Regions from separate parts of the Mus musculus genome. Here region 2 is linked to region 1. Evidence: chromatin contacts called from ENCODE Hi-C or POLR2A ChIA-PET data. All regions are on one chromosome and are shown on one strand. Each heading gives the region's core, a stretch centred on a gene start or an enhancer-like site at or near the end of the contact. The rest is flanking DNA. Distances are from core to core; before and after follow the strand shown. Region 1 has its middle 23 kb from the start of Commd7. Region 2 holds the start of Dnmt3b (DNA methyltransferase 3B).

The links. A loop is a pair of places that touch in the nucleus more often than their neighbours do. ChIA-PET counts read pairs that join two places held with the same protein, here RNA polymerase II (POLR2A).
Region 2: a loop to region 1 is called in a map of mouse trophoblast stem cell, with 2.5 times the contacts of the local background. The contact joins the promoter of Dnmt3b here to the enhancer-like site in region 1. A Hi-C loop is called at or near these places in 2 of 37 maps with a recorded cell type or tissue (mouse embryonic stem cell and mouse trophoblast stem cell). POLR2A ChIA-PET finds 5 or more read pairs at or near these places in 4 of 5 experiments (Patski and embryonic stem cell).

Annotation. Positions count from the first base shown.
Region 1 is chr2:153,606,231-153,612,574 of GRCm38, forward strand. No RefSeq gene overlaps it. Among named protein-coding and RNA genes, the nearest start is that of Commd7, 23 kb to the right of the region's middle. Within about 2 kb of position 3,426, at least 1 of the 3 ENCODE cell types and tissues checked has a DNase peak (open chromatin) inside an H3K27ac peak, as active enhancers do.
Region 2 is chr2:153,646,203-153,652,546 of GRCm38, forward strand. It overlaps Dnmt3b (DNA methyltransferase 3B), which reads left to right and starts at 3,247. Exons shown (of 23, transcript NM_001271744.1): 1 at 3,247-3,538.

The DNA.
Region 1 (6,344 bases), core at 2,176-4,675:
CTGATTCATAAGACAAGTTGCCTACGGAGCTCCAGCTATTCCCTGGGTTTCTGCTTGCCCAGCTATAGGCGTGTAAGGGCGTGTCTGTCGCCAAAGATGCTGGGCTCAGCTTTTTTATTTTTTAAACATGGGTGCTAGGAATGCAGCCTTGGACCTTTGTTCTTGTGTGGCAAACATTTTATCTCCTGGTTCATCTTCTCAGGCCAACTAGGCATTTTTCTAGAGGTATCTCTGTGTCTTCTGCCTACCTCAGGTCCAGGACCTTCCCTCCTAGAAGGCCTCACTTCTTTCTACATACACCAGAGTTCACACACGTGTAAGTCCTTATATACACAGCCAGCAGGAGGCAGCAGCAAGTCAGGGCAGCAAGGACAGAAAGATCCATCCTTGTTATGAGCCAGATGCCCAAGGTACTAGTATGCACCCTGCTGTCTGCTACCGTTCCAAAGTCCAGGGGAAAGCTGGATGTGGTGGCGCACACTTTAATCCCAGCACTCAGAAGGCAGAGGCAGACAGAGCTCTATGAGCTTGAGGCCAGCCTGGTCTACTTAGCAAGGAACAAGATGCAGGCCAACCAAGGTTACATAGCAAGACCCTGTCTTACTGATGTAGGAATGAGTTATGCCCACAGTGGGTAGGACACTGAATCACAGCTAAGGGACAGATGAGACCCTCGGGACATCTATTCATTCACTCATTCAATAAATATTTATTCAAGTCAGGCATGGTGACTCATCCCAATACCAGGGAGGCTAAGCAAGAGGGTTGCTGTGACTTTGGGGTCAGCCTGGGCTGCAGAATGAATTTCAGAGTATGCTGAGCTACAGAGTGAGACTCGGACTCAGAAAGCAAATTTAAGCAGGAGGTGGTGGCGGCCCCTTTACTCGTAGCAGTTGTAAGGCAGAGACCAGTGGACCTCTGAGTTCAAGGCCAGCCTGGTCTACATAGTGAGTTCGTGAACAGCCAGGGCCACACAGGGAAACCTTGTCTCAAAAGACAACAAGAAAACAAACAAAAACAATAACAAAAAAATAAATAAAGCTAGAAGGACAGTGGCATATGCCTATAGTCTCAGTGTTGGAAGACCTGAAGTCTCAGTGTTGGAGGACCGGAAGTCTCAGTGTTGGAGGACCGGAAGTTCAAGGTCATACTTGGCTATTGTTCGGAAGCCAGCCTGAGTTACATGAGAGCCTGACTCTAAAAAACAAACGCCAAGCTCTGTGCTGGGGGAAGATGATAAAAGGGGATAAAGCCCTAGGACATGGCGGGGCCTGAGATGAGACAGACAAGCGGCCAGGGAAGTCCTTTTAGAGAAAAGGACAGTGGAGCTGAGCCTTGATAGTGAGGAGGAGTTTGCCCAGAGGGAGGCAGGGGGCGCACAGGTCAGAGCAGAGCTGAAGTACTGAAGTCACAGCACTGGACACCACACAGCCAGAAGCAGCAGGGCTGGACCTCCCAGTACTATCTAACAGAGAAACCGAGGCACAGAAGCAGGCTATGATATGACCCTGCAATAGTTAGAGCCTGCTGTCCTAACTGCCACTCGGGCTAGGCACCCAGCCCTTTGTTTCAATGGTCTTTCTTTATTCACATGGCCTGTAAGTTCACTGCACCCACTGGGCCTGGGCTCTGACACTGGGCAGTGAGCACCAGGGGTCACTAACTAGTACTCTAATAGGGAGTCAGATAAACTGGCTCCTAGTGTCTCTCAAGCAGGGCACAGTGCCCCAAACCTCCAAATACTGATGAAATCAGCGGCCCCTGTAGCTCCTTCAAACACACTGTTGCTTCTGGTCCTCACTGCTCCGTGCTGAGAGCCGCCTTCTGTAAACACCGGCCCAGGCAGTATTGAGAGTACTGCGTGCTTCCAAAGAGCCATGAGCCCAGGCCCTCATAACCTCCGCACCATAGCAAAGGCCATTCTGTAGCAATCTAGCTAAAGAGCCAGCTCAGCTCAGCCTTCCAAGACGCAAGCTTGTAGGGCAGTGTGTCAAATGTCCTTGGCAAACCCAGACGCTGTTACATGCCAGCTTGCCAGTCTACCTGACAGTGCCATACGCCTGTATCCAGCAACCACATGCCAAGCACCGCCCAGGGTAAGGGACCAAGCCCAGCTAGGGGAGGCGTTGGGGAACAGCGCTGGGCCTCCAGGCTTGGTTTATCAGCTCTCACAGAGGGCAGAAACCACACAGTCAGGAAATGGCAGGTGTGAGAAGAAGAGGAAGTATATGGGCTGAAGCCATGGCTCTTCCCCGTTCCCTGGTGACATCCCTGCCTCTTCTGGTGTCCAGGGCTTTTGAAGTGACCACAGCCCCAGACTCTGCCAAGGATGAACCGGAGGCAAAAGGGGAGCAGTAGCCGGGCAGTGGTGGCGCACGCCTTTAATCCCAGCACTTGGGAGGCAGAGGCAGGTGGATCTCTGAGTTCAAGGCCAGCCTGGTCTACAGAGTGAGTTCCAGGATAGCCAGGGCTACACAGAGAAACCCTGTCTCCAAAAAGGGGGGTGGGGTGGGGAGGGAGCAGCGAGCAACCTTGGGTTCAGTAACTAATACCATAAAAATAAGTGCCCAGGGGGTGGGTCGGTGGGAGGGTATGGGGGACTTTGGGATAGCATTGGAAATGTAAATGAGGAAAATACCTAATAAAAACAAAAAAGTGCCCAGTAAAGGGTAGGGAGAGGGACCTCACTTCCCCCTCTCCCTCCTCAGGAAAGATCTTTTCACAAGAAACGGGTGTCAGCTATGGGGCTCAATAGACCCAAACCCTAGGAAATGGAATGCCTAGTTAGGGAAGCAGGCGTGTTGAAGAATTAAGTACAGGGACAGAAGTCCCCACCAGAGCACTGTGGGCGAAACAAAGAGATGGTGACCTCCATGGGGAGGTCAGTATCTGTCACAACGCAAAGGAGGCTGAACAGGGAAAAGTGCAGTGACATCAGTTGCCACCCCCAGCCGTGCTGGCTATCCAGAAGGGCAGCGGACTGAGTCCCAACAGACGCACGTGCTTCTGCGGACTCACTCCTCCAGCCAAGGTCTACACTCATGGAAGTAGTCACCCCTGCCTGGCTCCTGGTCAGCATGAGTAGGGCCGGAGAGAGGAGTTGGCACACTGATTCAAAGGTAGTCCCCAAGGAAAGACTGGGGCCAGCTTCCAGGCCTGTGTATTTTTTTTTAGGTCTATCTATCTATCTATCTATCTATCTATCTATCTATCTATCTATCTATCTATCTATCTATCTATCTATCTATCTATCCAGACAGGATTTCATGTTGCCCAACCTGGCCTCAGATTTGCAAAGCTGGCCTTGAATCCCCAGTCGTCTTCTCTACACATCCCAAGGGTCAGGATTACAGGCATGCACCACTACTGCCACTCCTGGAACCTTTCATCTTGTTTTTCTGTCCCTTGGCTGGCAGGACAGGCCTCTTTCCAGAGACTTGGCACAAAATTCCAAGGCTTGGCCTGCTGACAAGGCGGTGGGAGGAGGCCTGCGCCAGAGACTCCTCCCCACTCCACTCTGAATTCATCGCCACTGCTGACCGCTAGAGGGGGCTGGAGCCCAGTGACCCCTGCCATTATGAGTCTCGGAGCCGGCAGTCACCATCACCTCAGCAGCCCCTAAGGTCTTTGTCTCTGCTCTCTGAGGCCTGTGCTGGAGGGCAGGGGCAAAGCTAAGCAGGGGCTGGCCTTCCTGGGCTCATCTCAGCGCCCTTACGGAGCCCAGTGAGGCAGGCCACAGAGTGAATAAAGGGTAGACTGAGGAAGAAGCCCTACTTCTGGCAAGTAGGTGGCTGACCTTCTCAAAGCTTCCTGAACTCATGCAGAAGGAAAGACCCCTTACCCTAGCGGGGACCTCCGGAGCCCTGACTCCCCTTAGCTGCCTCTCTCTCTAGCTCAGCCTCTGTTTCTCCTTACTTGACACAGGACTTATGGAGCCCAGGCTGGCCTCAAATTCACTGTAGCTGAGGCTAGTCTTGGATCCCTAATTTTCCTGCACTGGCTTCTCTCCTTCCAAGTGGTAGGATGACGGGCACATGACACCATGCTGGCTTCTTTTTATTCTAGTGCTTGTTTGTTTGTTGTTGTCATTGTTGAGACAGTTTCATTTTGTTACTTTGACTGGTTTGGAGCTCTCTATGTAGACCAGGCTAGCCTCAAGCTCAGAGATGCACCTCCCTCTGTCTTCCAAGCGCTCAGACTGAGACACACCACCACACGGGCTTAGGTTTTTTTTGTTTTTTTGTTTTGTTTTGTTTTTTTGAGATAGGGTCTCACACTATAGCTTCTATAACCCTGGCTATCCTAGAACTCACTAAGTGCCCCTCCTGCCTCTACTTCCTGCATGAGCCACTGTGGGCTCTGCCCAGGCTTTGAGATGGATCTGAAAACCCTACCACTGTAGCCACAAGCACAGGGTTTCTCCCAGGAACGATTTCTCAGAACTTTGGATATTTCTTTGAATATTCCTAGATTCAGTGATAGAATAAACCAGGGGGAAGAGCTGGGGTCTGGTACGTGGGTGGAGAAGGCAGAATCGTTGCCTATCTCTCCCTCCTGCTTTCCTAGGAGCTCAGCCCCCACCCTGCTCCCACCCTATGTTCTAGCTCCTAGGCCTGGCTGCAGAGGCCGCTGTGGAAGAGTGTTACTCCCCCTCCCCGGACACCTCTGCTGGAGGCATGGCAGGCTCCAGGCAGGCAGCGGTGCCAAAAGCTGCTGACAGCGGCCTTCTAAGAAGGAGGGAGCCTGGAGACAAAGACAGAGGAGGAGAAGCCCAGTGGGGCTGCTCCTCCCCCACTGCCACCATAAGCTAAGAGAAGCTGGGAGGAGAAAAACCGACAAAGACCACCGATGTCCCAAACCGCAGAGTTCTGAGCTGTGCAGGCCTTTCCGTCTCTGGAGCCAGCTGCCTGCCCTGGGCAGATTAGGCTCCGGAAAAGAGGCCTGCGCCCCAGCCCTTGTAGCTCTGGCTGAGTCTTAGTCAGTCCTGTCAGGAAATCATTCATAAAAAATGACACCTTCACAGGGCCCTCTCCTCGGCCACACAGCCTCAGGGCCAGAGCCCCTGTCTCCAGCTTCCCCAGACCTCCTCTTTTTCCTCCTCCTGGAAGGAGACCTACGAAAAGCACATGAAGTAAGGCCAGCTCAGCCCAGCAAACCAGCCCTGGTGGAGCATCCACCCTGGGGACAAGAGTGGGGTCAAGAAGGACTTCACTCAAGTATGAACACGCGAGCAAGTGTCACTGACAGCTTCCAAAGGTTTCCAGCGCCATATGGCGGTGGGCATTTATTTATTTATTTAATGGGTGGACGTCTAGAGTCAAGTCTCCTAGCATTCTCCCTGGGCCCAGCTTGGCACATTATAACTGGATCAATCTACCTTAAAGGAAAACAAATCCATGGAAGGGAAATGACCAGCCCTAGGTCACCAGAGACTCCCAAGGGTAGATAATGCCATTGGAATCTGGGAACTAGCCCCATGAGGAAGAATTGAGCTCTTAATCTTAGCCCTGAGTATCTGTCCCCACCCCACCCCACCCCAGCCCCCTGCTGACTTCTGTCCAATTACCCTTGTTTTCTCTTCCCCTACCCTGGCCCTTTGTTTCCTAAAGATACAAAGTATGCACTGGCCTCAGGGCCTTTGCAGGTGCCATTCCTCTGTGCCTCATTACTAGGTTAGGCTTCTTCATCCTGCAAGACCAGATCAGATCAGCTTCTCAAATAGACCTTCCCAGAACACCATAAACTCCCACTCTGTGTTACCCCCTCCCCCCACCTAGAGCCCCCACCTATTGCTACATTCCTGCAATCCCAGCTATTTAGGATTCTGAGGAATGCCTGACTAGGTTACAGAGCCAGTTTAAGACCAGTTTGGGCAACTCAGTGAGACAGTATCTCAAAAGGAAGCTGTCGCTCTCCAACAGCTTAGCAAGCATGAGGACCAGAGTTCAAGTCCCTAGCATCCCTGTTAAAAACTGGACATGAATGCACACCTATAACTCTAGCTTAGTGGGAGACAAACAGGAGGATTGCTCTATCTCTCTATATATTATATATATAAACAAAATCTTTAATAAATGAAAATATGAAGACACTGGAAGTTTACCAAGCCTACATTGACCGATGTGTGTGTGTGTGTGTGTGCGCACACACACACACACACACACACACACACACACACACACCCGACTGTTCAAAAATGTCTTTAGAGATCATCTGAATGAATTCCTGCTTGTGGATTGCTTGGTTGGTTTTTAAAACAGGTAGCCCAGGCTGGCCTGGAACTTTATATGTAGTTAAGGGTTGCCTTGGATTCCTGCTCTTTTTACCCCACTTCCTAAAAATCC
Region 2 (6,344 bases), core at 1,997-4,496, 40 kb after region 1:
CACGATGTTGGTTCTGGTGATTGAACTCAGACTTGACAAGTGTCTTTACCCACTGAGCCATCTTACCAGCCCTCTAGATAAAGTGTGGCACTTTAATACCAGTACTTAGGAAGCCGAGGCAAGTGAATCTCTGAGTTCAAAGCCAGCCTGCTTTACATTGGGTGATTCAAGCCAGCCAAGGCTACATAAACCCTATTTCAAAACTCAAACAAACAAAACTTGTCTTATTCATAAAGGATTCTCTCAAGTAAAGTTTTATCATAAAGCATACATTAAAACTAGGCCTGGGGGCTGGCGAGATGGCTCCGCAGGTAAGAGCACTGACTGTTCTTCTGAAGGTCCTGAGTTCAAATCCCAGCAATCACATGGTGGCTCACAACCATCCGTAGTGTGATCTGATGCCCTCTTCTGGTGTGTCTAAAGACAACTACAGTGTACTAACATATAATAATAAATAAAATCTTAAAAAACAAAACAAAGCAAAACTAGGCCTGGTAGTATATAATTCTGGCACTTGGGAGGTAGAAGTAGACAAGATTAGAAACTCAAGTTCTCCCACAGGGCAAGGCCATTCTGTTTTACTAGAAACTGTGACTCCAAAGAAAAGCAAACAAGGGCTGAAGAGATGGCTCAGCAGTTAGGAGCATTAAATCTTCCCGAGGATCCAGGTTAGACTCCAAGCACCCACAGCATTTGGAACTCCAGTTCCAGGGAATCCAACACCTCCATCTGACCTCCACAGAAACCAAGCGCACGTGCAGTACACAGACAGACAGACAGACAGGCAAAACACTTGTGCATATAAGATAGAAACAAATCTTAAAGCCAGGCAGTGGTGGTGCACGCCTTTACTCCCAGCCTTGGGAGGCAGAGGCAGGTGGATTTCTGAGTTCGAGGACAGCCTGGTCTACAAAGTGAGTTCCAGGACAGCCAGAGCTATACAGAGAAACCCTGTCCCGAAAAACCAAAATAAATAAAATAAAATAAATGCCTCCCTCTTCCAACCAGGTTTCGCTCCACTCTTCCCAAACTCAGGCTGATGCTCTTTGCTCTGTCTTTTTACGGGCAGTCTTGTGGCTCAAGTGAGTTGACCAATATGGCCAATGGCTTTTCAAACTGTAAAGTTTTGTGCTCTCTGGAGATTATTTTCTTTCTTTCAACAAGGTCTCATTGCATGACCCTGGCTGACCTGACTTGTAACGGAGACCAGACTGGCCAGAGATCATCCAGTCTGCCTCTGAAGTGCTGGAATTTAAAGGTATGCATCACCATACCTCCCTGGAGGTAGTTCTCTTTCTTTCTTTTTAAAAATAAGTTTATTATTTTGTATGTATGGGTATTTAGCTTCTTGTGGAAGTCAGAAGAGGGTGTCTGGGCTCTGGAATTGGAGTTACCTATAGTTGTGAGCTGCCATGTGGGTGCTGGAAATTGACCCCCGTTCCTCTGGAAGATATGCCAGTGCTCTTAACCACTGAGCCATCTGTCCAGTTCTGTCTGTAGTTTTCTTACTCCCATTTTCCTTAACTTTTCCTTCTGGGTGTGGAGAAGGGGGATTTTAGACAGTGTCTCACACAGCCACAGTCCAGTCTGGTGTGGAACTTGCTCTGTCACTGAGGTTGGCCTTAAATTCCTTAAACTCCCAAGTGCTGGGATTCTAGGTAGGATCCACCATGCTTTGATTCTCTTGACAGTTAGAGTCATTCCCAAGCGACAGACCAAGACCACCTGCTCATCCAGACTCTTTTAAGGCATCCTCTTTTGCACCAACTTCCGGACACACTTCAGAGCCCTGGCAGTCAAGACATTCCTGCGGTTCCTCTTCCCTAGGGGGCCAGGTCCAGGCCGGGCTGGGCTTTCTCTCCTTTTGTCTTTTGACCAGTCTACTCTTTTTTAAGTAGAAAAGGGCCCAGGAAGTGTTAAGACTTGAAGTTCCCCAAATAGTCGCCATTTGCCCATTTACTCACTAACCAGGAAGAAGGGCAGGAGGAAAGCTGTGTTTAACAGGAGTTAGAACCCCAGAGGCAAGAGACCTGTGGAGATTCATTCATTCATTCATTCAACCAACTTGTATTGAGTTAATTCCTTTTGATGCTAGCCTCCCTGTGGACCTGTGCTCCTAGAGAGATGTGGCTTCCAGTTTCCATCTAGATGGAAGATGGAAGCCACCTCTGCCCCGCTAGGAGATGCAGACAAGACTATACAAAACAATCTCAGATGGGTTTCAGTGTTATAGGATTTGAAGACTGTTCTGTTTGGTGATAAGAAAGCCTCTTCTTGTGACAGATCTGGGGAAACAAAGTCTGAAAGGAGGAAAGAGGCCAAAGCTTTCCTTAGAAGGACAATGCTTGGTGTGTAGGAGGAGCAGCAAAGCAGAAGAGGTTGGAGTGAAGTCAGGGAGCCAACAAAATAAAAGATCCGTGAAAGCTGAGCCTGCACGTGCTAGGCCTTGTATCGAGCCGAGCCTTTGCAATCATTCGATTTGTTTATCCCTTTAACATATATTTATTTAGTGTCTACTTTAGTGATCACCATCTAATGTATGGAGACAGACAAGCAGGAAAACAAATAAACATGAACGCCAGGTGCCTATCATAAGTATTTGTGTTTCTCCAGTGGTTCAGCGTGGGCCTTTTGGCCGAGGCAGCCCTAAGCTGCAGGGTAGGGCTCCTCCCCAGCTGGCACGAGGAACCCAGGTAGTTGGGGGAACATGTATGCTTTTTCTTCCTCCAAGGCCTCCTCTCCCCTCAAGATGGCTGACAAAGGCCAAGCTAGGTGAAAGCAGGAAGCAGAACGGGGGTCCCCAGCGGGTGACCCATAGGGCCACTACAGCGCCCTGGACAGCTTTGCAGCGGAGGGATGGTCGAAAAGCCAATGCAGGGTTGCTGTGTGACTCCAGCAGGAGCTCTTCCCTCTCTGGGCCGCTCATCCAGACCTGTGAATGTGCTTGTATGTGCGTGTGTGCATCTGATCTGGATTGGGGGACAGGAAAGGGGGTGTCTCAGGTGGAGAGGGCTGGGAGCTATCCGTGGGCTCTGGTCATCTAGGAGGGTGACCCGCAAGGCATAGGGGGCCCAGGGGAGGCTCCCGAGGAGGCAGGGCGAGGAAGCTCGGGAGGGATTTCAAATCTCCCTCGCCCGTCCCCTAGGCCCGGCCGGCCGGTGAGTGGCTGCGGCGGGGGCGCCCCCCGGGCGGGGGCGGGGCCAGGGCCGGGCCCGGGCTACAAGGGCAGCGGCGCCGCCCCCTCCCCACCCACTCCCGTGCGCGCCCGGCCCGTAGCGTCCTCGTCGCCGCCCCTCGTCTCGCAGCCGCAGCCCGCGTGGACGCTCTCGCCTGAGCGCCGCGGACTAGCCCGGGTGGCCCACTGGCGCGCGGGCGAGCGCACGGGCGCTCCAGTCCGGCAGCGCCGGGGTTAAGCGGCCCAAGTAAACGTAGCGCAGCGATCGGCGCCGGAGATTCGCGAACCCGACACTCCGCGCCGCCCGCCGGCCAGGACCCGCGGCGCGATCGCGGCGCCGCGCTACAGCCAGCCTCACGACAGGTGAGCGCCACGCGCCCCTCGTGGGCTGGGACCTGGTGGTTGGGGCTGTGTGGGTTCCGGGACGACAGGTCCCCTGGTGGCGCCTGGATGTTTGCCGGGGTTGGGGAGAACGGGGCGCGTGGCGCTTAGCGGGACGGGGACACGGGACTGGGCACGGGGACAGAGGAAGCGAAGTCCCCGCTGCACTCCGCCACTCTGAAGAGTTGAGGGAAGGAGACCTGCAGCAACTTTTCTGGAGTGTAGAGTTGAGAACACTTGGGAGCGGAGTGGGGCCCGAGCGGTGGCTGTCCCCGGGACCCAAAGTCCTTACCTAGCCCAGTTCTTACCCAGAGCCTCCTCGGGGAGGAAAGGCTGGGATGTAGAGGCAGAAGTTGTTTTGTCAATGTAGTAGTGGTTGTGGATCCGTTCTGACTTGGAACCTCGCACTCCCAGGTTGGGATGGCGCTCTGGGTACCGGCAAGTGGGGATGCTAGATGGGCGTTGTCCCCGGGGTCCTCCGGAGCGGAGCCTCTTGTGCTGCAGCGTTGCCGGCTGCTGGGAGGGGCTGGCTGAGCACACCTGGCCGGGGAGGAGCCAGCGGGGGGCGGTTCCTCACCTTGCCGGCTGCCCTAGGGGCTCACTTTCCATTCTTAGCCTTCTTCCGGGGTGAGGTGGCCCCACTACCTAGTCCATACACTGAGTCCTTAATTATAAAATGACCCTCTGCCTCCACTTCCTAGCGGTTAATCGTCCGTGCTTCAGGGATTGCTTAGGGATACCTGTGGAATCCGTCCAGGCTAGAGGTTGCAATCAAAGCGGAGACCTACTTACTGCGTTCCCAAGGTTGGACTGCACGGAGGGGAAGAGTTTCTTGCTCCAGTCTCACCTGTGGCAGCGGCAGTCCTGTGATCTCCATGCCTCTGCCTGTGATTCCCTGTGATTTCTGCTTTGCACTCGGAAGCATATGAATTAAAATGAATTAAGGCCTCAGTAGAGTGCTTCCGGACTTGTGGATGTTGTGGGCTTTGGGCTGGTGACACTCACCGACCTTCCTCTGTCCACCAGGCCCGCTGAGGCTTGTGCCAGACCTTGGAAACCTCAGGTATATACCTTTCCAGACGCGGGATCTCCCCTCCCCCATCCATAGTGCCTTGGGACCAAATCCAGGGCCTTCTTTCAGGTAAGCTACCCACCACCACTGCATTACACCTCCCAGCTTCAAGGTAAACTTCCGTAAGGTTGGTAATACACCAAGCACCATCTTTATTGTGTGGTTGGCCTCATTACCTCCCGGCACATGGTTGGAAGCAGACTGCCCATCTCGGGCAAGCACTGTCTTGGATTTGTGCTTAAGTCCTACTATTGCAAAAGCAATTACAGTTCTATCCATGTGCTTTAGTTGCTATAGAAGGCCATGTGCAATAGAAACAGTTCACTAAGATTAGGGAGGAAGCCAGCTTGTGGGGTCTTCAACCCCCCCATCTTCAAGGTGGGATAAGCACTCAATGGCACAGCACCTGGAGTAGGCCTCAGTATGCGAATGTTGAGGTACGCTGGGCCGAGCGGAATGGAAAGTCACCCCTGCCAGCCCCTCCTTTTCCTGCCTCCCCGAGGTACTGTGTTTCATTCTCAGCTATGGAGGCATTTCTGAACCATCATTGTCTGTGGCTGGGGAGTTGGCAGGAAGGGCTGTCTTTGTTTCCTTTTTAAAAAAAATTTATATTTTATTCTGTACGTGTGTGCACGAACAGGCCATCACTGTGAAGGTCAGAGGAAAACGTGTGGCAGGCAACATACTCTACCATGTGGGTCTGGAGATCAAACTAAGGACACCAGCCTTGGCTGCAAGTGTCTTTACCTGCAGGGCCATCTCCACTCCATCACCGACCCCTTTGTTCCCTGTTGGAAAAGGGCTGTGTTGTTTATGGTTTTGGGCCACTTTTTTTTTCCTCCTTCCCCCTCTATGTTTGAGGATTGCTAAAGGTGTAATTGACAAGCTAAGCAAAATCCTTCACCTTTCCTGTTGGGGTGGGGAGAGCTGAGACAAAGGGGCTGGTGAGGCTGCTGGGGCCAGCCACATCCTTCTTAAAGCCATAGGCCCAACTCTTACCCCTACAAAGGTTGGGGGAGGGGAGAAGAGGATCTTGGAGCTGCAGGGGGCTGAGGGAGGAGGAAGGGAGGTGGGGCTGGCGAGGCTGCTTCCCTGCTTGCCCTTCCTCCAGCCATGTGGTGCCTCTGACCCAGAGACTCCTGTCACCCTTCATTATCACAGCCCAAGGCACCCGATTACAGTGGACATTTGGACAAGTACGCCATCCAGGGAAGTGTCCTTTGGCATTCCTTTGTCCCAAACCAACTTCCATGTCGGCGCCACCTCTAGTTCTGGATACCATTTCCAAGATAGCGCTTGCTAAATCTGGTTTCCTGTTTTTTTTTTTTTTTCCTCCTCTTTCTTTTTTCCATAAGAAATAGGGCCTTCTGTGTTGCATAAAGGTGTTCTTTACCCCCAGGTAGTGGCATGCATCACCAGGCCTGGCCTCAGCTGTATTCTGTTGGGTGGTCTGGCCTGTTCTGGCCTGGCCTGTTTCTACCTCAACCTACTAATCTCCCTCCATTTCCTTCCTCAGGCCATGTCTAAATGTTGCTCATGTCTTTTGCGAAGTGTGACTGTGTGCGCACGCGCGTGTCTCAGGGACCCCTTTATAGGTTGTAGGACGGAGGCTCTGGGAGATCTAGGCACTTCCATTGTTGTGACTAGCTTTGAATAGGGGACATTTACACTTTAACATTTTCCGCCATCTCAGGATGGATTGCTCTGCAGAAGGAC